Linked DNA regions of Homo sapiens: all the other regions are linked to region 5. Evidence: chromatin loops called from intact Hi-C (ENCODE). Cell type or tissue: OCI-LY7. All regions are shown on one strand.

The links. A loop is a pair of places that touch in the nucleus more often than their neighbours do. Peaks named below come from ENCODE experiments on the same cell type or tissue, not always from the same donor. Only the 100,000 strongest peaks of a DNase experiment are listed, where the experiment ranks them.
Region 1: it touches region 5 in a loop (2.5-fold over the local background); 6 of 110 quality-filtered maps call a loop at or near these places.
Region 2: it touches region 5 in a loop (6-fold over the local background); 3 of 110 quality-filtered maps call a loop at or near these places.
Region 3: it touches region 5 in a loop (4-fold over the local background); 2 of 110 quality-filtered maps call a loop at or near these places.
Region 4: a loop joins it to region 5, with 5 times the contacts of the local background. A loop is called at or near these places in 2 of 110 quality-filtered maps.

Annotation. Positions count from the first base shown.
Region 1 is chr5:158,429,569-158,434,568 of GRCh38, reverse strand. No RefSeq gene overlaps it. Among named protein-coding and RNA genes, the nearest start is that of LINC02227, 22 kb to the right of the region's middle. In OCI-LY7, no CTCF peak of the experiment used is centred here; DNase peaks (open chromatin) are centred at 2,688, 3,088 and 4,078; H3K4me3 peaks cover 2,324 bases; H3K27ac peaks cover 3,270 bases.
Region 2 is chr5:158,396,749-158,401,748 of GRCh38, reverse strand. The region is part of intron 1 of LINC02227 (long intergenic non-protein coding RNA 2227); the gene reads left to right. Among named protein-coding and RNA genes, the nearest start is that of LINC02227, 11 kb to the left of the region's middle. In OCI-LY7, no CTCF peak of the experiment used is centred here; DNase peaks (open chromatin) are centred at 2,318, 2,958 and 3,778; H3K4me3 peaks cover 1,270 bases; H3K27ac peaks cover 2,679 bases.
Region 3 is chr5:158,191,999-158,196,998 of GRCh38, reverse strand. No RefSeq gene overlaps it. Among named protein-coding and RNA genes, the nearest start is that of LINC02227, 220 kb to the left of the region's middle. In OCI-LY7, no CTCF peak of the experiment used is centred here; DNase peaks (open chromatin) are centred at 978 and 2,278; H3K4me3 peaks cover 2,183 bases; H3K27ac peaks cover 2,949 bases.
Region 4 is chr5:158,674,915-158,679,914 of GRCh38, reverse strand. No RefSeq gene overlaps it. Among named protein-coding and RNA genes, the nearest start is that of LINC02227, 270 kb to the right of the region's middle. RefSeq lists an enhancer at 2,504-2,553. In OCI-LY7, CTCF peaks have their summits at 2,303 and 2,505; DNase peaks (open chromatin) are centred at 2,584 and 3,104; H3K4me3 peaks cover 1,412 bases; H3K27ac peaks cover 1,388 bases.
Region 5 is chr5:158,509,457-158,514,456 of GRCh38, reverse strand. No RefSeq gene overlaps it. Among named protein-coding and RNA genes, the nearest start is that of LINC02227, 100 kb to the right of the region's middle. In OCI-LY7, no CTCF peak of the experiment used is centred here; DNase peaks (open chromatin) are centred at 786, 2,816 and 3,336; H3K4me3 peaks cover 2,460 bases; H3K27ac peaks cover 4,108 bases.

The DNA of each region.
Region 1 (5,000 bases), 80 kb after region 5:
GGGTTAAATGGCATAACGCTTTCAAAGGGCTAAAGGTATCCAACACAGAGAGTACATTCTCAGAACATGTTAGTAATCAATATTATTGTTATTATTCTCCATATCCATATTGTCCTTAAGGACTAGGAGAAATGCAAAAGAAGCACGAGACGTGTTCCTTCTGGATACTTCCAAAGACTCTAAATTAGGGATTTACTCATCCTGATTAGGCAAGTAATTCAGTTCTGTTATGTAGCTGTCATCCTATTGTACCCAGGTTTAGGAGACTCAGTTCCCTAAATTTGATTCCCACCTCCACTACTTACTCGGAACTGTGGCCATTTCCTTAACCTATCGCTGACTCAGTTTATTTATAAAAGCAGTGGGATTAATTATGGTCCCTACATCTTAGGACTGTTGTGAAGAGTAAAAGAGATCATGGATACAGAACCCTGAGAAATATCCAGTACATCACTGGCTCTCAATGGGTGTTATTTTTTATCATCATCATCATCATCATCATCATCACTACCATCCTCATCATTAAGTATATCCTAGACTTTGCCTTTTACTTCCAGAGATTCAAGCTCAATGATCTCTGACATGCCCCAGGCAGCTGAACTTTCCAAGGCTTTATTTTAGAACATGTGCTCTGTTGGAAAAGACAAAGCTTTTCACTCCATTCTAAAGTACTAGATGGGGATGGTGTACACTGCCAGCCACTCTTGTCTTATGACAAATCGTCCATATTTGTAGGTTTGCCAGCTGAGGTCATGGATCTAGTCCTTGGTGAGAAGGAGGAGGAGATGGAGAGAAAGGAGAAGAAAGAGAAAGGAGAGGGAGAAAGGCATGCTACCAGTGCCTATTGGGATTGAAATCACAGTTGCATCCTGGCTGAGTGATTTGGGGCAAATTACTTCACTTCACTTTTCACATTCAGAGGCAGTGCTAGTGCCTCTTTTCTAGGCACGATTGAACTTTAAAAGAAAGAATACATCTATGAGTACAGTGCGTAGCACATATTATATTCTCAGTAAATTGCAGCCAGGTTATCATTACAGATGTTCTCTGTCCTATAAGCAAAATAACTGATCAGAGACCACATCAGGATAGCATTATCCACCAGCTAAGAGGTCTCACATTATTCTTGCATCCTCTTTCTTTTTCTAAAAATTTAATATTGAGTTCAGACTATTGGGGAGAGCACAACTGCATTCTGTTTCAGGTTTGAATGTGAAGACCATACAAGTGCAGTAGAAAGGGTTTTGGAGAAATTTAACAGACTTGCATTCCAGTGCTGACACCATTTACTTTCACTTCTGGGTCTCAACCTCTGAAATTAATATTGGAGGTTAAGACTATACTAGATTATACGTAAAGATCCCTCCAGCCATTCTCCCTTAGGATTCTAATTCCTTAAACCAGTACTTAACAAGGAGTACCTCATGTGAGATTATTGGGTCGCTTGTGAAAAAATGGGTATTCCTGGATTCCCACCTAGGTTTACAGGAATCAGAATCTTTAAGCCCCTAGTGGGAGCAAGGGCTTAAGGCCAGGAACAGACAGACAGACAGACAGACAGACACACACACACACACACACACACACACACACACACAGATGGAATTTCGCTCTTGTTGCCCAGGCTGGAGTGCAATGGCGCCATCTCGGCTCACCGCAACCTCTGCCTCCCCAGTTCAAGTGATTCTCCTGCTTCAGCCTCCCGAGTAGCTGGGATTACAGGCATGCACCATCATGCCCAGCTAATTTTTGTATTTTTTAGTAGAGATGGGGTTTCTCCATGTTGGTCAGGCTGGTCTTGAACTCCCGACCTCAGGTGATCCACCTGCCTTGGCCTCCCAGAGTGCTGGGATACAGCCACCACGCCTGGCCCAGGAACATATATTTTAGTGACCTTCTCAGAGATACACTGCCTGAACTGCAGAGGAGACAGACTTTGAGGTAGTGATGGAAACAAGAGAACGGAAATGGTAAGTAAGAGGGAAGTCCATTCCTGCTCAGGTACATCACTGTGAATTGAACCTCATGTAGAACATGCTGGGCACTTAACCCATTAAGATTGCTGAAGATGCCAAGAAGAAATATTTATAGGCACTTTTTAACATAGTCTATAAAAGAGGAGGTTGATTCAAACATAAATTACCTACCACATCATTCTTTAACCTCTAAATCCTTCTCTAATGACTTGAAAGGCAGCTTATTAAAGCAAAGTGCATGTTTAAGTACTAGATATACACTGGTTAGTTTGCAAACATCTAGAGAAACAGAAGTTACTAAAACTGGCAGGTTTGCTAATTAAAAAAAACAGCAAAAAAAGAAATGTTAAGAAATTTTCAGTCTGGGCAAAATGGCTTAAATATTGTGGGATGTGATTTTCTCTCTTTATCTCAGATCTACCTTCTCCTGAGTTGGCTCCATTTTCTGGATAAATCTTCCCATGTAATAGCAAGATGGCAGCCAGGAACCCCAAGGATACATCATATCCTGTCACAATCCCAGAGCAACTTGGGAAGACCAGGTGTCTCTATTCAGGCTGTTTTAGGATCTTGGAGTAAGCTCTCATTGGACTAGCTTGAGTCATGTCGTTGCCACTAAGCCAATCATAGTGGCCTGAGGATTGTCCTATGGTGATTGGCAGCTTATGTCACATGGCTACTCCTAGAACTGGGGTGTAGGGTTCACCACACTCAAAACACAGAGTGAGAATTGGTTTCTGTACACAAAAACAGGGTGATGTTACTAGGAAAAGTAACATATGGTGGTCAGGCAAATCAACAGATGTCCATTGCAACATCTTAAAGTAGCAAATATCTTTTATGGGCTGAGTACACATTGTTTTTTAACTGTGTGGTAAATTATGCCTCACCCAGTATATTTTCTTACTTGCTTTTTTTTCTGTGTGTATGATCCTTTATGCATTTGTCACACAGACACACACACACACACACACACACACACACACATACTGTCTTAACAGCCAGGGGAAATTAGATGACATTTAGTGATGGAAAAAATGAGCAGAGTTTTGATCATTGTTTAATTTAGCAAAAGAACAGCTCCACCTAAGATTCTTCCTGCCTATTGCCAACAGTGACAAAGTAGCTGGAGATATTGCAAATGTGCTTCTGAGACCTTCTGCAGCTGTTGCAGAAGTGGGACTGAAACCAAGCTCAGGGAGGGTAATCACCAGGAAAACATTTTCTATGTCTCTTTAGAATTCCTCCAAGAGAAATCTTTGGGTTTGTTCACCTCTGAATTCCCATTACCCAACATAATGGTTAGCACATAATGGATACTCAATAAATAGTTATTGAATGAATGCATGAATTAATCAATGAATGCTTTCATTTTTAGAACTGGGTTTTAGTCAGAAACAGATTTTCAAAATTACTTAATTTGTGGAGCTATTTTATGAAACAGTATGGTCATTTCTAAAACATAAAAATGTTTTTAGAAATATACATTCATTTCTGCCCCCTCTTCATCATTTACAAAGGAATAAACCCAATTTTGGTATTTAACAGAACAAAATGGCCAGGAAATGGTAGAATATTTTTATTCACAGCCTGAATTGTATAGGATTTCCAGATGCTCAAAAGCCTGGCGCTATTCAATGTTTCCTACAGTGTAGGAGGGCAAAGGCAATGAAATACAAAACTCAAGTGCGAGAGTTACTTTGACTTTAATTAGTTATACATTCTATACAGAATTGGTTTAAAATTTGCCTAACAATTAAAACCTCTCAAGAAAGATATACAGAAAATAGAATGGAATTAAATTTCAGAACATTCTATCAGTTTTCAGATACAGAGTATCAACAGCTGCATCTATATGTCTATATCAGAATTCTAGATGGAGGAAACTGAACTGAAAAAATATCAAACACCATCTCCAACCAGGGAGTATCCAATTGCATCAGAGTTGGAAAGGGTGAATCACAAAATATCTAAACTCTTCTCAAAATTATTTAATTTTGTTTTTGTTTTAAAAAGGAGGCCTAGGCCATGAGCCACTAAGTTATGAAACCAAACTAAGAATGACAGGTGTCCTAGTTATTTATAGCTGTATAACAAACTACCCCAAAACTGACTGGCATAAAGCAACCACTATTTTACTGTGCTTGCAAATATCGTGGGTCAGGAATTCAGGCCAGACATGGTGGAGATGATTTATCTCTGTTTTGTAATGTCCAGGACCTCAGCAGGCTGGGATAATTCAGCTGAGGGTCACTAAAATAACTTAGGGCTGAAATCATCTGGAAGCTTCCTCATTCACATGTCAAGGCCTAGGCTGGCATGACGTGAAGGCTGACCTTCAGCTAGGACTGATGCCCAGAGACCCTACACATGACCTCTCTGTGTATCTTGGGCTTCCTCACAGCATGGTGGCTTCAAGGTAATCAGACTTCTTACATGTTGACCAGGACTGGGTCATGTGCCCTTGCTGAACTAATCACAGACAAGGGGAATGAGATTATTAGTAACCCAATCAGGCCCACTTCTGGGGCTGGAGATGGGGTCAAGTTTTTCAAGGCACAAGTCTTCATGGGGGAGAGGTTGATACCTGAACAAAGTCAGGGTTCCTCTAAGAAAAAGGAAGGAGGAATGGATGGTGGGTAGTATCAACAGTGTCTGCTACCCTCTTCTCTGGTCTGCTGAAATGATTCCAACTGTTTTCTGTTTGCTTCATGTGATGGTAATTTCCTTATTTTATTTCCCTCTAAGATCTGAGGAATGTGGCTTTCTAAGACGGTAAAACTCATCTCAGACACGAAGTAAACTATTAATCACTGGGATGAAACGTTTTGGAGAAGGTGAATACTATTTGTTTAAGAGAACCAGACAAGCCAGTGCAAGTATTTCTCAAAGTTTATTCTGTAGACAATTAATTGTGTGTGCGTGTGTGTGGGTGTATGTGTGTGTGTGTAGGGGAGGAGGTAGATGAAGTGGGAGAGAAGGTTCCATTGTTTAAAAAAAAAGTCTAAAAATGCTGCATACTTT
Region 2 (5,000 bases), 110 kb after region 5:
GTTTTTCTACTCCATTCCCTTAATTATGTGCCAGTTTTCTCTGGAATCACTCCAATGTCTAGGATTTTTTTTCCTTAACCCAGAATGTTTCCAAAATATAAGTGTGGGAAACCAATATGGTCTGACAAACCTGCTCTTCCTCTTTAGTGATACCCTTTACACCCAGTTCCAGTGACTCCTTTCTCTTTGTCAAATGATTCAAAAAAGAATGAAACTATCTCTAGATTCATCCCGCATGCTTATTTGTAGGGGCATTTGTTCATCATAAAGACTATCCAATTTGATTTATTTTTCTATAGATAGCTAATTTTTCACTTTTTATCCTCCTATGGAATCTCTTATTATTATTTTTAACTCCGGAGTTATTTATTTAGTCTGGTAGTTAACACCAGGTGCTGTGGACTGGCATCATCAAGGAGTGGAATGGTATAACAGGAAGACTATCCTACCCCAATAGAGGTTTTTGTTTTTTTGTTTTGAGACAGGGTCTTGGTCTGTCATCCAGGCTGGAGTGCAGTAGTGCAATCTCATCTCAGTGTAACCTCTACCTCCTAGGCACAAGCAATTCTCCTGACTCAGCCTCCAGAGTAGCTGGGATTATAGGTGCACACCATCAAGCCTGGCTAATTTTTTTTTTTTTAAGAGATGGGGTTTCATCGTGTTGGCCAGGCTGGTCTCAAATTCCTGGCCTCAAGTGATCCACCCACCTCGGCCTCCCAAAGTGCTGGGATTACAGGCATTAGCCACCACGCCCTACCCCATATCCCAGTAGAGTTTTAGTTCAGGTTGTGATACTGACACACTATTTGGCTTTAAAGAAGGATTTAATGTCTCTGGGCCTAGCAAGCGGTTAGGAAGACAGAACTGGGTGATTCCTAAGACTTCTTCAGTTCTAACATTCCACAGTATCATTTCTTAATGGTCTGGTTAATATCTTTTCTGAGTTCTCATAGGCTCAAAATCAAACGAAGTCCTGGACCAACACCTGTAATATCTCGCCAAGCCTGCATTCATTACCCATATTCTGCATCTGTCAGGAGGTGACCATCCAGGCTCTTTCAAAGTCCATACCAAATGTACATGTGTGTTCATGCACACACATGCATGCACACACACTTAGCTTTGAAAGTGAGCATTTATGAAATCCAGTCCCACAGAAGTTCAGCTCTGTATCTTTTTTCCTGCTGGATATGCAAGAAAAAAGAAATGGTGTCCTTGTCCTTCACTCTGATAAGAAGGTGGCACACTGCCTTCCCCTCTGATAATCTAAATAAGGAACTATTTATCTGGAATGATTTATGCTATTTTCTAATATTCTGATTATAAAAACAGGTGAATATACCACAAACTTACCTTAATAGACTGTGGCCCGCCCTTTGCAATCTTTTTTGTGTATTTTTGGTTTAGGACATCCCTCCTTCATGCCCAGTCCCCTTGATAGGAACCAGCCATGCCTGGACTGAATAATCGCCATTATATGACTTCTCCCTAGTTTTGCAGTTTAGAATTCCATTCTTTTGGCTTCTGGGTTCATCTTAGATCACAATTTTGCTTGCTAAATTAAGAAGTAACTACCCAAAATCACACAGGCATGTATCAACACCTTTAATCTCCTAGGAGGCATATTGTCCTGACCTGCTGATTCATATAGTATGTGTTATGCTCAAATTACTGAAGAATTCCCTTACCAGCCTTTTGTCAATAGTTATTTTTGCAAGGTCTTCATTACTTCCTAATTGACTAAATTCATTTTCTTCATTTCTTTCATTAAAGACAGGCTTAGAAGTGACATCAATTTTGTAGCTTTTCTAATGGCTTTCTTCTTTCAGGCTTGTCCTCATTTCGAAACAGGTCTGTATTCTACCCTTAGCTTATATCATCTATCTATCTATCTATCTATCTATCTATCTATCTATCTACCTACCTACCTACCTACCTACCTACCTAGCTACCATCTAGCCATCTATCTATCATCTGTATTTTTGGATTTAATTGAGATTTTGAAAAGTCGCCAGTAACCGGATGTCTAGCTTTATAAACTTAGGTATGAATAACATTCCCCCTAGTAAGATTTCCCCCTTGCCTTAGTTCAATATGCATGGAACTACATGGCTGGACTAGGAGGAACCTGGCCTCTTTATTTCCTGACCATCATTTTCCCCTGATCTGGGCTTCTAAGATCAAGTCATCCTTGGTCTTTTTTACCTAGTGGATCCAAAAGTTTGATGTGCCTTCCCGAGGCTAGAAAATGCCCTACTACTATAAAAAGTTCATTGCCCCAGAATGAACTACATCTCACTGGGCTCTGCGTGCTGCATTCCTTGCCAATGCAAGTTCCTACTGAAGATTCAACAGGTCTTTCTTCAATGGCTACATTCAATTTGTTTCATGGCAAAAGTGCCCTGAATGCCCAAATTATAGTTGGGGTGTGTGTGTTTGTGTATGTGAGTTTTAATTCACTGAAAAAGTTGCTTCCCAAGGTTTAGTGTTGCACCTAGAAGATCTGAATCTGTGCATGTTCTGGGTTCTTCTGTTCCCTGGGCCCAGAAAAACCATTCCCTTTACCATTTTAATGGAGGGTTGAAGTCCTAGATCTGTGTCTTTCCAAATTATATAAATAACCCTCAGTCATTCGTTTTAGGAGCCTTGAAACCTCCCTTCACCAATGAGTCAGTAAAAGGCACCCTGGCCACTTTACTAGATGGAGACAGCCTAGAATTATAGAGAAAAGGAGGGGCTCCATCATGACTCTCTTAGAAGATCTTCAGGCTCCAAGGCAAATGTTCTTCCCCCTCCGTTGGGCTTGCTTAGCAATCGTTTTTTCTGGTCAGATACCTCACTGTACACTCTAAATATTCTTAAACATTAAAGCATTTTGCTAGTGGCTTCTTTTAGCATTTCCTTCTGAGACGCTATCCACACCTGGCTGACAATTTTAACCGTCTGTGTGGCTGGCCAACTTGGCTCAACAAACCACAGTAAGGGTGTGGGTGTTTTTCATTGAAGAAACTGCTTTTGCTGTTTTTACTGGCTTGACCAGTCAAGCGAATTAAAAGAAGTTGCATGTGCTTTTAAAAAATTAAACCATTTTTGGCACCTTGATCAGTGTTTTGTTGAAATCTAACTGATTTTTACTTGAGTTTGACACAAGTTGAGGTTTAAAATTGCTTTCATCTATAGACCTCCCCTTTCTATGAATAACCCACAGAGCCAGTCAACCCAGTATGAACATTCAGCTTGTCAGTTTTGCCATCTGCTACTTGGGCATAAAATCTAATGGTCCCCATTCATTGCTTAAGATCAAGATCTTTGAATATGGTAAGACCTAGAGGGGGTCTTTAGCCTGGTTTTGCCCTGCACTAGCTACATGACCTTGGGCAAATTACTTCCCTTTCTTTGTGCTTCAACCATCAAATGTGAAATGGGTTATTACTTTCTCTGTGATAAGTGCTCTTGAGGGTACAAAGATTATCAAAATAAGATCCCATGATCAATTAATTTATATTCTAAATGGAAGAAGAAGACAAAGACACAAATAGGTACATTGAGCAGTGAGTTCATGAGACATCTACGAAGGGCCATGGGGGAATTAAAGAAGGAGAGATTACTTCTCTGGGGAAGAGGGTTATCAGGAGGCCTCCTTGAAGAAGGTGATATTTAATGAAGAGTTTGATTCAACAGGCAGCAGTAAAAATAAGAAGAAATCAGCAATAGCAATAGCAATAGCAGCTAACACTTTTAGAATGTCTCCTGCAAGCCAGAGCCTATGCTGAGCAGGTGACTTGTACAATGTCACTCAACCCTTCCCACAGCCCCATGACTTAGGTATCATTAGCATATTTTATTTACAAGGCGGAGAGAGGTTCAATAACTTGCTGAAGAACATGCATCTTGTAAGGTTGTGCCTAGATTTCAATACAGAGCTTGTGTTCCTAACCACTGGGGATGTACTGCTTCCAGCTAGTTGGAAAGGGGGTGACAATAGAACCAGTAGGAAGAGTTTATACACACGCAAAAGAGGGCTGCAACAGTGTTCAAGGACAACTGGGTACTTATGTTTGGCTGCAGGAATGCATGAGAGAGCGGCAGGAGTAGGAGGTAAGGATGAGAACATAAGCTGAGGTCCCCATAGGGAGAGATGGCCTTTAGGAGCCCTGCAATCAGAGTAAGCCACACAGTCAGAGATTTGCTTCAGGAAGACGGATTTGGAAAGGAAGGTCACTAAGGCTGAACTGAACGGACTATGGACTGGTTGGGTTCAGGGGAAAGGAAGGTTGCTAAGGCTGAACTGAACGGACTTTGGACTGGTTGGATTCAGGGAGATGAAGGTGAGGCATGATTGCCAAGTTTCCATCAGGAGACAATGTGGAGGAAAGCATGTTGATAATTAGCGAGTGCCAATCAGATGTAAGATTTCTCTTTTCACTCATGCTCAAGTTGTGTAAGAATAGGGGTTCGCCATGCTTTTCTGTCACTAAAGAATATTCAGATTCCCCCAGAAAATCTCCCTCATGGAACAGGGTGGCAGCAGGGACACCTTCCAATGTCCTTTCTAAAATCATACGTCCATGCAATTTCCTAAGCCACAAGCACAACACACATAATGATAACTGAGTTCTTCATCCCTTCACATCCCTGTCAAGAAGAGGGTTAGAGGTAAAACAGAAAGGTACAGGGCTAGGGGCCAGTTTCAAACACATCCTAGTCACTTTCAATTTACATTATTTTGGACCAAGTCACTGATCTCTGTGCACCAAATTATCTCGTTAAATCCTCTTAACCACTCCAGGAGGCATAATGAATCCCATTTTGCAGGTGCAATAAACTGAAGCTCAAAAAAATTAAGGAAGGGCTGGGGTATGAACTCACATCTGCCATGCTCAAAAGACTGGGGGTTATCAGATCACTAAAGTCTTTAAAAATGTAACATTAATTTATTTGTAGTACTGACAGTCTCTATTTTAAGTACTCTAAAGTATGTGTAGCTCCTCAAGTGACCT
Region 3 (5,000 bases), 320 kb after region 5:
CAGGAAGGATGGCACCAACATCTGCTTCTGGTGAGGCCTCAGGAAGCTTCCAATCATGGCGGAAGGCAAAGCCACAGGGCCGATGTGTCACATGGCTAGAACAGGAACAAGGGGCTGAGGGAGGTGCCACATTTTTAAACAATCAGCTCTTGCATGAACTCAGCAAGAACCCACTCATCACCAACGGGATGACGCTAAGCCTTTCATTAGTGATCTACCCATCGTGGCCCAATAGCTCCCACTGAGCTCTGCCTGCAACTACTGGGGATTACATTTCAACATGACATTTGGAGGGGACAGACATCAAAACCAAATCATCCTGCTTTGCAGCCGGTTTCCTACTCCTGGCCAAAACAAAAAAACAACCCAACAAAAGCCACATTAAACCATGTAGCACAACTAACCTCAAGCAGCTCTCTATGTTATTGGATTCTAGAAGTCCCCAAAACCAGAAATTCCCATCCCCTCCCCATCAAAAGCTAATAATAATAGTAATAAATAGCAGGCAAACAAACGAAAGCAAAAAGCCTTTCCCACTGTCTGGTACTGCCTGAAATATCACTGTATCTTGGAGAAGTACTGTGTTCCTCTAACATCTCGGATTTGAAAGAAAAGTGGTACAGTAAGAAATGGCCCCTGGCACACACCATCATCTACTTTAACATTTTGACTGAGGATCATTTTTCGTGGTAGGATCCTTCAGATATCCTCTGCAGACACACACACACACTCCAAACACAATAAAACACAACACACATCCCCCTCTCTCATTCTCTCGCTCTCTAAGCCATATACTCAACTTTATTGGAATCTGATTAAATAAACAAAAACAAACATTTCTCCTTAGAGAAGGAAATAATTTTCACAAAATAAAAACACAGAGCAAATATACCTATTTGAAGGTGAAAAGATCACTGTTTTCTCCAGCAAGTCAGAGAGAGCATGAACCAAGAACACGAGATGCTGCAGTTTGCTGATGTGAGTGTGTGGACAATGAGAAGCAGGTGGTGTATGAACACAGGCAGAGAGAAGGAAAGGAAAACTGTCATCTTAGCAAGGATCACTGCATTGTGCTATCAAGGTCACAGTTGGTAAAGACCAAAATACTATCTCCAAAATTTTAACAAGGATTCTTCCTTTCTCTTGTTCCCATAGTGAGTTCCGGGAAATGGAGAGAAAGTGTAATGAAGCATATTTCTTTTTAAATGGCATATAGCTGGCCTCTACTTGGATCCTGTTTTCTGACATCATTTTAATTAGGAAAGGTGAGAAAGTTTCCAACGTCCCCCAACCCCCTTCCCTGTATCCTAAATGAGGGTTTCACAGAGAACTGGCAACCAACACGATTTTGACAGAGTGAACTTCTTTCTCTCATAAGCATTCCTCCAATCCCCAGATAATACCCCTCATTCCTCCCACATTAACTAACACACACAACTTTTCTCCTCCCACCCTCCCCAGCTCTCACTTCTCTCCAAAACGTATAACATAATTGTGAAGGCTAATTATCAAATAATGCTTAAGCCTTTGGGAACAAGATAGGGGGTTCTACAAATGTTTTAAAAAGTCCCCAGGCTGCAATAGAAACGTGATTAACTGAAACAAAAATGCCTGCTGAAAACTTTCAAACCCAAAGTCAGTTTTTAAAATATTTTTAAATATATAGGTATATTATATACATGCCTGTGTCATAATTTATCTATATGTACATATGTCAAATGTGTCTTTTTTTAATCTGTCACAGAAATTCTCTGCCATTGTAGAGCAAGACCCTCAAAGAGAGAAATAATTTGAAGTCGGTTCATCCTTTTTTCTGACACATGGAGGTCCACCATGGATTTCTCCCATGACAGGGGACCCCTCAACTGGCTCTGGTAGGAGACAGGAGGAAGCTGCCTCTAGTAAGAGGAAGGAGAGAGCAAATCTAGGCGATACAATTCTCCTCCTGGCCTGAACATGAGCAGATAGGTTCTGACAGATGTAGTTTTTATCATGGAATAAAACAGGCTCACAGCAGTGTGCCTCACACATGAATGTCACATTTTATGAATTGCCATATTGTCTCACTACACGCTGCAGTGAGCAGGGCTGGGCAGACCACGAGGTTGAGGAACGACTCGGCCTCTCCTCTCCCACGCCCCCTCCATTCCAGGCAGGGGCACTGGTTTTTTGCCTGCATCCTCAGAGAGGAAGAAACAACGGCTGTGGGTGCACCTGTGTTGTATGGGCCAAGTCCTCAGCTGTGATGCACACAGAAGTTAAATATAGCACTGTGGCTGGTCAGATTTCAACTGTCCTGGGACCCTGAGCGGTTACGTAGCAGAAGGGGCTGGAGGGAGGGAGAGGAGGAGGGATTCAGAGAAAGCGTGCACAATAACAATGCATGATCTATCATGCAAAGAGCCGCAGGGCAGAAATAAGGGCTCCTCACTCCTTCAGTAGAAGCCAAGCCCAGGGTGCTGATTATGTGCGGAGCAAGCTGTCTAATGGGAAAGAGAGCTCATCCACAAATCCTGGGTCAGGAAAGCCAGGAAGGTCCATTCTGAGACTCTGTCCATAGATGAGTGTTCTGAGGATTAGCTCTTGACTCAACACTGTGGAGGAAATGGTATTCAAAATCTCTAGGGACTCACTTTCTAATTAAAGAGCAAGTCTTACTGGTTGCCTTTACTTCCCACCCCACTGAGACCCCTTGCTCCACTCATGGGACTCAGGCATGAATGGGGAATTCTGAGCAAGAGGCAATCAGAATGTGAAAAACATCCAATGGGGCTCTCCCTCACCCCCAAGTTATTGAGCTAGGCCTGAGTCAGCCAGAGTTAAGGCCAATGACACCTCTTAATTTGCTCTCTTTCCTATGATGTGATGCCGTGTCATCCAAATTAGACACAGTTACCTCCAAGGTATACTCAGTGTCATCATAGCCATGAAAAAAAATCACAATACATCTTCCCAGACCAATTTTTCTTTCAGTGCCTAACAGTGGGGCAGGTAGATTATTCTTATTAGAAAGCAAGCACAAATGTAAATCAGAAAATTCAAACAGATTTTTAAGATAAAACATTAGTCTTCAAAGAAATTATAGATTTCCAGGGACTATTTTGAGCTCAGCCCTATTACCTCCCTGAAAATGAATTTACTCCCTTCCATCATAAGGGATTCTTTGATTTAAAAAAAAAAAAAAAGAGCTTATGCGTGTGGTAGGCCTAAATAGTGATCTCTAAAGATATCCAGGTCCTAATCCCCAGAACCTGTGAATCTTGCTTTATGGCAAAAAGGATTTTGCAGGTGTGACTAAAGATTTTGAGATGGTGTATGTTTATCACAGCACTATTCACAATAGCAAAGACATGGAATAAACCCAGCTGCCCATCAATGGTGGATTGGATAAAGAAAATGTGGTATATGTACACCATGGAATACTATGCAGCCATAAAAAAGAATGAAATTATGTCCTTTGCAGCAACATGGATGCTGCTAGAGGCCATTATCCTGAGAGAATTAACGCAGAAACAGAAAATCAAATACAGCCTGTTCTCACTAATACGTGACAGCTAAACACTGGATACATATGGACACAAAGATGGGAACAGTAGACAGTGGGGGCTCCAGAAGTGGGGAAGGAGGGAGCTGGGGAAAGGTTTGAAAAACTACCTATCAGGTACTATCTTCACTGCTTGAGTGACAGGATCATTAGAAGCTTCTCCTCAGCATCACACAATATACCCATGTAACAAACCTACACATGTATCCTTGAATCTAAAAATAAATTTAAAAAAATTAAGACATTGAGATGAAAGATTATCCTGGATTATCTAGGTAGACCTTACATGTAATCATAAGTATCCTTCTAAGGGAAATACAGGTGGAGTTATGACTACAGAAAGGAGGTGACGTGGTGATGGAGGTAGAGACTGGAGTGATAAAATTTGAAGACGGAGGAAGGGGCCATAAGCAAAGACATACAGATGGCCACTAGAAACTGAAAAGGACAAGAAAACAAGTTCTATTCCCAGAATCTCAGAGGGAACCCTGCCAACACTTTGATTCTAGCTAGCCCAGGAAAACCCATTTTGGACTTCTGACCTGTATTGTAAGAGAAGAAATCTGTATTGTTTTAAGCCACTAAATTTGTGGTAATTCATTATAGCAGCATCAGAAAACTAATATACTTCAGAAATAAGAGTGCAGGTCACTGAGTTCAGCAACTTACACTATTATTACGAATGGTTTTACTTTGAACCACAAAGAACTTAGGATATTTGGAGATAACTATTTTATCTCCTTTCCATTAAAAAGTATTCCATTAAGCCACAAGGCATGTTTTCCTCTGACTGCCTTCCAGGCACTTGCTCATATCATTTCCCCTGCCTAGAAAGCCATCCTCATCCTCACTACTTTAGGTATTATGGTAAAACCAATAAATAAAATCTCCCTCAATTGAGATGCTTGATGAGAGTTAGATTTTCTGTCTCTAATAAGTTTTAGTAATTAGAAAGAGCAAAGAAAAGATTTCTAATCCCATAAAAGTAGGAAGCTTTTACCTCCAGTGCCAGTCTTAGATTTTTAGACTGTATGATCTCAGAGGCAACAAGCTGTCTTTTCTAGTGGCCTGCTGTTGTACCGTAAATGCATACTGTTCATTGGGGATTTTAGTTCCACTTCTCTAGTGGTCCCCAATAAAATGAAAATAATAGTTAAAAACCACTCTCAATCACTACCCCAAATTATAAATCAGTTTTAAAATAGGCTTACATTTTGCTCAGATCCTCTGATGAATTATCAAAAAAGTGAAACAACTGGAACTTACATTAAAGAGTTAACTGGAAAATAGGCAAAGATGATCCAATATACCACTAGTAGGAGACCCTGAAGAAGAAAACGAGAGAAGAGATGATCCTCAAGGGAACAGTATTAAAAACTATAGTTCAAAAAAGTTTTTCTGATACCAAAAAAAAAGTGATTTGAACCGTATATTAAAAGAACATGCCATGTACCTG
Region 4 (5,000 bases), 170 kb before region 5:
TAGGCTTCCTATTGAAGTCAGATCTTCTGGACTCGAGGAGGAGAGAGTGGAGAAGAGGTGGTGAGGCAGGAACACCAAGGGTCCCAGAGACGGGCTCTGTTCTCTGCTTCCTGGGGCAGAGCCTCGGAGTACCCCAACGCCAGCAGGGAATGAGGGAAGATCACGCATACAGACAACCAGGAGATCCATATCCAAGGGAGAAACCTGGTCACAGAATAGCACTCCTGCCCTCAGGTGGTACAGAAGCAGACAAGTCAATTGCCAGTGCTGGAGGGATAAGATGGAATCAGAAATCTCTCAGCAGTAGCCAGCGTGGATTCCAACTAAGGATCGCCAGGCCACATCCGGCTCAGGAAAGGTTGTCTGGAGGATCAGAGAGCTGATCTTCCAAAGGTCTGGGAACCATGTGGATTGCTGGAATTAAAGCTCACCCTTGGGGAAAAGGAATTGGAAAAACAACTCATTTTGACAGAGATTAGGTTTCTGCCTCATCAGTGGGGATCAGTCTTGAAACCAAAACTGAGCTTAGAGAAAGGGAAAGCTCAGCTTCTTGCACCTCTGAGAATGTGGTCTTTAAACTGCACCTGCTTTGCTCATTTCCACAGGGCTCCTGATGATTCACTACATGTAGGCTCAACTCCCAAATACAGTCTCTGAGCTGCATTAGCCACTGGGTGGGGAATGAAAAACAGCCTCATTCCACATCCTCATGGTCCTGGAGGGGAACAGTCTTCATATAAATATACACAAGAAACTCCAGTCTTCAGACATCTGAGCTTTTTAGCCCGCATAATCATAACACCTCCGAGAGCAGGGATGTCTCTATCAGTGTGTGGGTACACAGCTGCTCCTTCCATAAGCGAATCCTCTCCATCCAATTCAGACTGAGTTTCAAGTTGATTTTGGAGAAAATGTATACAGTTTACAGGTTTAAAGCCTTTTCTTCATCCCAGAGGACAAGCAGCCTAGGGGAAAGGAATGGGGGACTGCTAACATTACAGAGAAGAAAGGAAAGTAAGGCATCCCCAAGAGACAGGGAAGAATGAGGCCAGAGATGCAAAGAGGGCAGATGACAATTGTCAGATGAGTTTCATCACTCGGCTTTGCCTCTACCTGCTCCCAACTTCTCTGAAAAATTGTCCTTTGGGGCCCAAACTTTCTCTGTTTTGTCTCAGCCCAAAGGTGAGTTGGTAGGAAGTTTGAGCAGAATTGTTTCAGGCATCTTGGAGTTACGCAGGCAGGCAATGAAATAACATTATTTCCGCTTTCAAAATAAATAGGAGTTTTTGGTCACAGAGAGCTCAGGAACAAGAACTGAAGAATGGTTGCATCCTTAGACTCCGGGAATCCCACATCCCTGGTAGCAAACAAACCTCAGAGACTGGGAGAAGAGAGAAGATGTAGGAGTCTGTGGACAGGAGGAGAGTTAAAGTAGATTCTGTTAACCAAGTTAACTTATTTCAGTTTAATTGTATCATTACTGATGGATGGAAACCACAGGCCATGTCTTACCCTTTTTACTCTTCTTTTCAACCACTGAAAAGAACAAAATTCTCTTTGCCAGGCTTGTAGTTCTTTATAATTTTCCAGATTACCCTCCAATTCCAAGTGGACAAAGCTCTGTGTTTTTTTTTTTTTTTTGTCCCCCTTCGCCTTCCTTTGGCGATGAGGGGGTATTTTTAACCCAGCACCTTTAAACACAAACACACTAATAAAAATCTCTGAATCTAGACAGACAACATTTGTTAAAAAAAATATGCAGAAAAACAATTTGTACATACTATGAAGAGGCTGAGGAGTTAGGGTGGAGGCACATTTTCTGGGCAAGATTATACCTCTGGTATTTTTAAAATCAGTAAATACATCATAGGTCCAATGTGGCAAGATTTGGTGTGGGTTATATAGCCGCAGTGATCTCTTTTCTGGTCTCAAAGTATTCCTCATGGAGATAGCAAATATGTCATATGAAAAAAGGCTATATAATGCCTATTTCCCACTCCATGCCCAGGTGGCACTGCCACTGACTTCAAAGCATGCCTTATCCTTGTACCTGCCGCCCTGCAGATAATGTATAAAATAGCAGAGAGACAGACACATGTGCATGCCGAGCAGTGTGCTTTAAACATCTCAATATATTACCTGGCATGCGGGGTGCATCCTGACTGCTCTATGGATGCTTCCCTCCCGCCCTCCTGCCTTTGATATGCAAGAAGCTAGGGCCAAATCAGCCACTCCGTCATTTCCATTATAAGTATCTTTGGGGATGCGTGCTTTGGCAGTGAGGTGCCAGGGCCCCAGATTGGACCCCACCATGAAGTTCTCAAAGCTTAGCAATTTTGCAGAATTTAATGGGCGTTGGGAGACGATTTTACAGACTGATTTCCAGGAGCACAAATATTCAAATTGCTCAGCCCCTATTTGAAGACAGATCTGAAGGTGCACCTTACAACCTGTGTGGAGCAGGCTCTTTTGAATCTTGTCCTTGAAACAAAAAAAGGGGGGAGAAAAAGAAAGAAAGAAATGCAGCGCCCCCTGGGACTTTACCGGCAGAGACTCTAAGTGCAGCGTGACTGCAAAGGCCTGCCAGGAGTCCTTGGGGCAGGAGGGAGGAAGGGGATGAGAGAGACCGGAGATGAGAAGGGCCTTCAACAGCCATTGGGGAGGCGGTGGCGGGGGAGAAGAAAGGGAGACACGTACTAAAAACAACAGAAACACAGGTGGAAACGGCCTTGTGGGAAATCAGCCTGTCAACAAACAAAGCTGGAGGCTGGAAACCACTGCCTCACCAGCCCAGCTCCTGGGCAAGGAGATTGTTCTGTAAATAAATTAGCGGTGACTTTGACTGCTTGGAAATTAATACTGACACCATGAAAGCAGCAAATGGCTCCCTTTTATCAGGAGCAGAAGCACTACACTTCGCAAACGGATCTTCTTTGCCTTTCCCTGTTTTATTTTGCTTTGTTTTCTCGGGGAAAGTAAATTAGAGCCACTTACATCAGCAGCTCAGGTTAAAGAAGGGGAAGAAGAGAGAGAGAGAGAAAAAAAAAGTTTCATTTCATGTACCAGTGGCTTAGAACTTCATTTAAAGCTAATCACGCCCCCCACTTTCTGCGAGCCATTTCTGACAGCCAGCATAGCCTAGAATGCCCATTGAGAGACCCAGGCACAGTGAGCTTTGCTGGAGTTGCACCCAAAGAGTGGGGAAGTGGTCTCCAGGTTTCTGTCAATGGTTGAGAAAGTGCAGTTTCTAGAAAGAGTCAAGTCATCTAAGGTCTAACTTTTAAGAGCTGCCCAGTGTGGGCTTCTTCCAGAGGATCTCAGGTATTTCCTTAAACATGTACTCTTCTTCCAGAAAGATGACTGCGTTGTTTTTTTTTGTTTGTTTGTTTTTTACCTTCAGAAGATAGGAGTACCTCCAAATTTATCAGGTAAAATAACTACCTTTATGAACGTGACCCAATAAGGCAAAGCAAAGGCCTTGAAACTGTAATCATGTTTATACTCTTGTGAAAAATCAGAAAATCTGTCTTTTCGCTCTATCTTAATCATTGCCCTTCCCCCAAACAAAATGGACCAGTGATTTTAAAGAATCAGATACCTTTAGAAAAATTGCATATTGCAAATCTCTATCACTCAATATCCTACTAGTAAAAACTCTCTCTTGACAATTTCTGTACATCTGTGGTAAACTCAAAATTGATGGTGGCAAAAAGGACCTTGAAGCCTCATAAACTCTTGAAGCATGTTCTGGACTATAAAAGGTGCAATTATTTAATCTAATTTTACCAGAAATTACAGTTGTCTCTGCCTTGGAAGAGTGATAATCCATAGGTAATAGTCATGGTGACTCTGAAATAGCCAGAATCCTAGATTAGTGAGAATGACTCCAGTACCACCAGACATCAGAGTCTTTATTGCATATTAATTCTTTAGCTCGTGTTGAGACAAGCTTGCTGGGACTCCTTTGTTACTTTGTTACAGTTGCAAACTCCCATGTAGACAAAGAAAGTCAAAAGAAAACTTAGCCCTTGCACACCCAGCAATAAAAGATTGTAATGGACACAAAACACCACAACAAGCTGCTTCATTATGAAGTGAATTAGAGGTGCTGCAACTCGCTGCAGGGATCCCTCAAACTGTCAAGAACTGAGAAACACCTGGGAAGTAGCTGATGCTAGAAGGGACGTAAGGAAAGCACAGGAAAGAAACTAGAATTGTGTCAAGGACATTGGGCACATGAGTGGTGAGCCACAGAGTAAACACGGAGTGACCCATGTTGTGGCTGTCCCCTCCAATCTCACATCGCAGTGCTCTTACCAGGAAGGGCCTTGTTTTCATATGAAGGCACTAGGATGTGTGTTCTGGGATAGAGACACAGAGGCTGGAAAATTCTCTGGGAAGTTCTTCATGGGAAAAAAAACCCCAATTTGCTAAATGAGCAATTTGGAATAACCAATTTGTCAAATTATAAAGTTTACAGAATTCATATTGCATGAGATGATTTCTAGTCTTTGAGGATTTGTTTTTTCAAAGTTTTAGTTTCAACAATTAGGGAAAGTCCTAGATGGGTGAAATTGGCATGCATATACACTCACCATTTGGAAATCAAGGCCATGAAAATTTTTAAAATAGATGCAAATTAGCATAGATCTGCACATAAAAGGCATATGTGTCATTTTGTACATGAATAGTTGAGACTTTTGAAGTTTGGATACTCCACAAAATACACATTTAATCAAGCTACCTTGACAAATTATCAAACTAAGAGATGTTGGAAACTCAGTAAACTACACACAAAAGAAGTTTTGGAAGAGAATCCCACCCTAATATTTATAAAACCTAGACTAACAACATACACGCTGCCTTTAATTTAGAATAGAAAAGGAGTTTTCTTCCGAAAATTCAGAGGCCCCAAGGAACAGGACAACATAGACTACACTGACCTTTGGCTGGCTTTGCCAAACGCCTGTGGCTCTTGTAAACCTGGGCTAAGGTATTTG
Region 5 (5,000 bases):
AGGAAAATGTCCTTGATCTTGAAGTTATTACTTCATTTCATGAAATACCTTAAAAGTCAGTGAAAGACTACAAAGTCAGAAAGTCAATTGTTTTTTTTCCCCTTGGATACAATTCCAATATGTGCATATAAACACGTCACAGAGTTCTCTTAAAAAAAAGTATAGCTTGGGATCTAGGTCATGCTTTCAAATAGCCTTATTATACCCGTTATGAAGTGGACACTCAGGTATTTGGCTTGGAACTTTTATCCACACCCAAATGGCTGGGTGATTTATAACTTGCTATCCACATTCTCATAGCTGTTTGGTCAATGTTAAAGCCTCAAATTAGGCTTGACGTTTATCAGAAAATACACACACACACACACACTGAACTATCATTCAGCAAATGATGTCATAGGCTAACCACTATTTCCAAGTACCTTTGCACTGGAGCTAGATTCTAGTTATATGTTCTTCCTCCCTCCCTCCCTCTCTCCTTCTCTTTCTCCCTTCCTTCTCTCCCTCTCTCCTGATGTTCTTTCCTTTCTCCCTTCCTTTCTTCTTTTCTTTCTTCCTTTCCATTTTTTTTCTTCTCCCTGTCCCTCTCTCTATTCCCTCCCCTCCTGTTTCTCCTCCTCGTTCTTCTTTTTAACATTCATAGCACGGGAAATAAATGATTGACTTCTTCTTGTCTTATTCCAACTGATTTCATTCTCTTTTGTTTTGGAAATAGTGCTAAAAACCTCAGGAGGAAATGTTTTTTGTTCAGTGACTGATCTTGATACTTCCTGCTTCTTGTCAAGCCAGAAATAGCTCCTCAACAACTGCAACCAGGGAGTAGCAAGAAGTGCGAAAATGAAATAAAAATTTGTGTATTTCTCCGCACAGAAAAAAAATCCATTGTTCATTCATAAATAAATAAATATTGATTGGGCTCCTCTGATGATAGGTCTTGTGCTCATGCTGGGGCTACAGCAACAGACAAAAAAAGAAATGATTCCTCATATCACTGAGCTCAGAGTCCAGTTGATCAATACTTACCTTGAGAAACAGTGCTGTGGACATGGTCTGTTACCCTCCCAGGTAACAGGAGGAACATTTGTTTCTCCACGTGTATCACTATGGGGTCTGGGGGAATTAACACTATCTTCAGCTAATAGTCAAGCCCTAACTGGCCTAAATTGATTAATATAATCTCATCCCTAGAGTACAGTATAGTACAGTTATTGTGTCAGAGATGGACACATGAACTATGTTGGTCCAATCAGAGAGAGTATCTTTGCTTAATGACTAAGGAAGGAGAACCAACTTCTCTCCTCTCTCTCTCTCTCTCTCTCTCCCCCTTTCTCTCCTCATTATCTTCCTCCCCATTCCTGCTGAATGTGAATGAGAAAGCAACAAGTCATACTGTGGCCATGAAGGGGGCCAGGCCTAAAGTGAAAATGGAAAGCAGAAAGAAATCAGGTATTTGGTAACATAGTAAGCTGCTGGATCAAACCCTAGCTAAAGCTTCTTGATGTTCAACTACTTTCTTCATCTATATACAGGTTTTACTTGCATTTCCTACCCCTTAGAGGTAAAAGAATACTGATACACACAGGGATGTATGGCTTATTCAACAATTTGAGAAATACAATATTCTACTCACAAAAATGTTCCATGTAACTGAAATGATACTTTATCAAATATACTTGATTTATTTTTTATAATTATTCTAAATTATACACATTGATGCCTTAAAAATTATACCAAATAAAAGATGTGAGAAGTACTCATATAATCCTAAATACTTCCTCCATGTTCCATAGTACACTGACATCTTTGCAAACTACTGATGTGGATCGAATTGTTGTCTACATGCTAAATATTTCTGAATACCACCCTTTTTTAAAAGCTGCACTTTGGAGTTTTGCAGTTATATTCTTAGCTTCCAGCTTCCACTCTGTGTGAAGATCATGACGCCAACCTTTAATAGCTATTTATTCCATATAAATTACTGCTTCTAAATCTGTTACAAGCTGGGAAACCATATTACTGAGTTTGTTAGAATTGTTTTTAAAACAAGAATGAATGGACACTACGTAAATGCCTTGGGGGCAGGGGGCAGGCAGCAAGTCTCCTGTCTATTACATGTTCTTAACCCTATTGTTGGAACTCTAAGGCTCCATGTAGAGGCCTGAGAAGCCTACACAGGAGATAAGAAAACAGAGCTGTGGGGTCCTGGGAACACCCCCTCCCCATTTCTGCTTCAATCAGCGCATTTCCATTTTTATCTGTTTTATGTAACAGAGTTCTGAAAAAGATTTCATTTGAAATAAAGATTCAATTCTTTAAAGAAAAGAAATGCTCCCCTATACCAGCGTATACGATGGAATACTGTACTAGTTATTTTCAGGTAGAATATTTTCCATAGTAGAGGTAAAGTCTTGGTTTTGGAAACTTACCTACACAATTCCAGTGAAGAGAAATAAGAAATAAGAATTGCAGTCTCTGCCTTGTGGAAAATGGCTTAATTTAGTTTTACTAATGTTGCTTATTCAAATCTCATCTCAACAAAATGCATCTTTGCAATGTCAACAGTCCATTTTGCTCCATTAAATCTAAGGTGTTATGAAGCTATAAGATATAAGGTGTTATGTAAGATATACCATTATTGTATGTAGAATTAAGAAAGAAAAAGCATGGCCAGTTAAACCATACACTGCACATATCCTTTGTGCACCACTTCACCTACAACAGTTCTGTGTAGTGTTTGGCCTGCTTCTGACTGCTTCCTGCCCCAGAATTTCTCTGACACTGCACTGCAGAATGCCTGCAGCCTTGACATTTACACACCTGCAACTTAAGGATGTGGGGAGGTCATGCTCCATGGAGCAACCCACAACCAACTGTAGACAATGTCCTCACAGCAGATGATTCTAAGCCAAATTTCATAAAACTCTCCACAGAAGGTCCTGGGTGAATTACTAGTCACATACAGGCTAGGCCATTCAATAACATCACCTTGCATTACCTTTCCCCACTTCTTGTTCACTTGCCCTCTCCTGGCCCTAGAAATCCATTCTCAAATAAGCTACCTGCATGCAAACCTTTGTCTTAGGCAGGCATTGTGAATTGTAAGACATATCCCAATTTCAGAGATGTTAAATATTTTCATCTAAGAATCATGAAATATGGTCCTTTATGAGAATAAAAGACAAATTTGTTAAGTAAACAAGTTGATATCAAAGACCGTCACCCTATACTTAAATAAATAAATAAATAAATAACACTGCAATTTTATTTGTAAATTGTTCTCCTTTGCTTCTCATCTACAGCCCAGGGCAATGTTCCCACTGAGCACAATGATGACACTTTGTCCCTGTAAGCTCCTCAGGCTTCAAAGAGGGATTAGAGAGTTCACTTCACTCTCTGCAGAGAAGTACAAAAGTCAATGAGAGACTTTTATGATCTCCCTCCATACCTGCTCCTCCTAGGTTAAATAAATGGCACCTCCATCCACCCAGGTGTTCATAACAGAAACTAGAAATCATTATCAGGTTATGTAAAGTCTGCCTCTTTAGAATTTCTCAAATCTGTATAATTCACCTTATCTTCACTGCACCACCTATTTCATGCCACCATTACCTTTCCCTGGGCATTCATTGCCTCTGAACTGGTCTCCTACTTCTACTTTACCCTACTCTAACCCATTTTCCATATTATTCTTTCCATCCATCCATCCATCCATCCATCCATCCATCCATCCATCCATCCATCCATCTATCCGTCCGTTCATCCGTCCATCCGTCCATACGTCCATCTATCCATCCACCCATCCATCCATCCGCCCATCCATCCATCCGTCCATCTGTCCATCCATCCATCTGTACATCCATCCATCCATTTATCATCCATTATTTTGTCAAATAATTATTGAATGTTTATATGCAGGCACTGTGCCAGAGTTTGAGGAGTCAATGTTGAACAAGAAAAATATTGTCTCTGCCCTCATGAAATTTTACAGACAAGTATAAAATCAGGTTACATATCTATAAAAATGTTCATATATGTGAATATTTCAGATTATATATTTATACAAATCAACTTGACACTTTATCAAATCTACTCGATTTATTTTTGATGGTAATTATTACAAATTATACACATTGGTGCCTTAAAAATTATACCAAATAAAAGATAAGGAAAGTACTCATATAATCCTAAATACCTCCTCCATGTTCCCATAGTACACTGACACCTTCGCAAACTATCACTGTGGGTTAGATTGTTGTCTACATGCTAAACATTTCTAATATTTTCCTTTATTAAAAGCTGCATTTTGGAGTTTTACATTATATTCTTAGCTTTCATCTTCCACTCTGTGTGAAGATCACTCTGCCAGCCTTTAATAACTATTTCTTCCATGAAATATATATTTATATATTTATAAGTATATTTTACATATATAAATGTTCTGATTTTTATATATAAATTAATCTGAAATGTTCCAATTTTTATATATTTATGTATAAATGACAAATATTTCAATATTTTTATATTAAATATTTAAATAGTATATTTATAAATAATATATACATAAATATAGATAAATAAACTTGACAAATATTTAAATATATATTCATATGTAAATATATATGTGTGTGTGTATGTATACACACACACACACACATATATATATAAATCTGAACATTTTATTCCCTTTCTTTAGTGATACTCAAACAACTTCCAAAATCTTAGCAGGTGAGCCCTATAAGATCTTTCACAATCTGGCCCCTCAATATCTAGTCTTGCTGCAGATCACATTGTGACACCCTCCCTCTCTCCGTCCCCCAACACACAGGCACCAGCTACAGTGGCTTTCTATCAGCTCCTGTAGCATCAAGCTCCTTCCCATCTCAGGTCACCAACTTTCTCTTCTCCACCTGAAATATTCTTCTTTCTCTTTATTTCCTGGTTAACTCTGATTCCCCTTCAGAAGGAATGCCTTCTATGAAGCCTCTACCAGGCTGAATCCC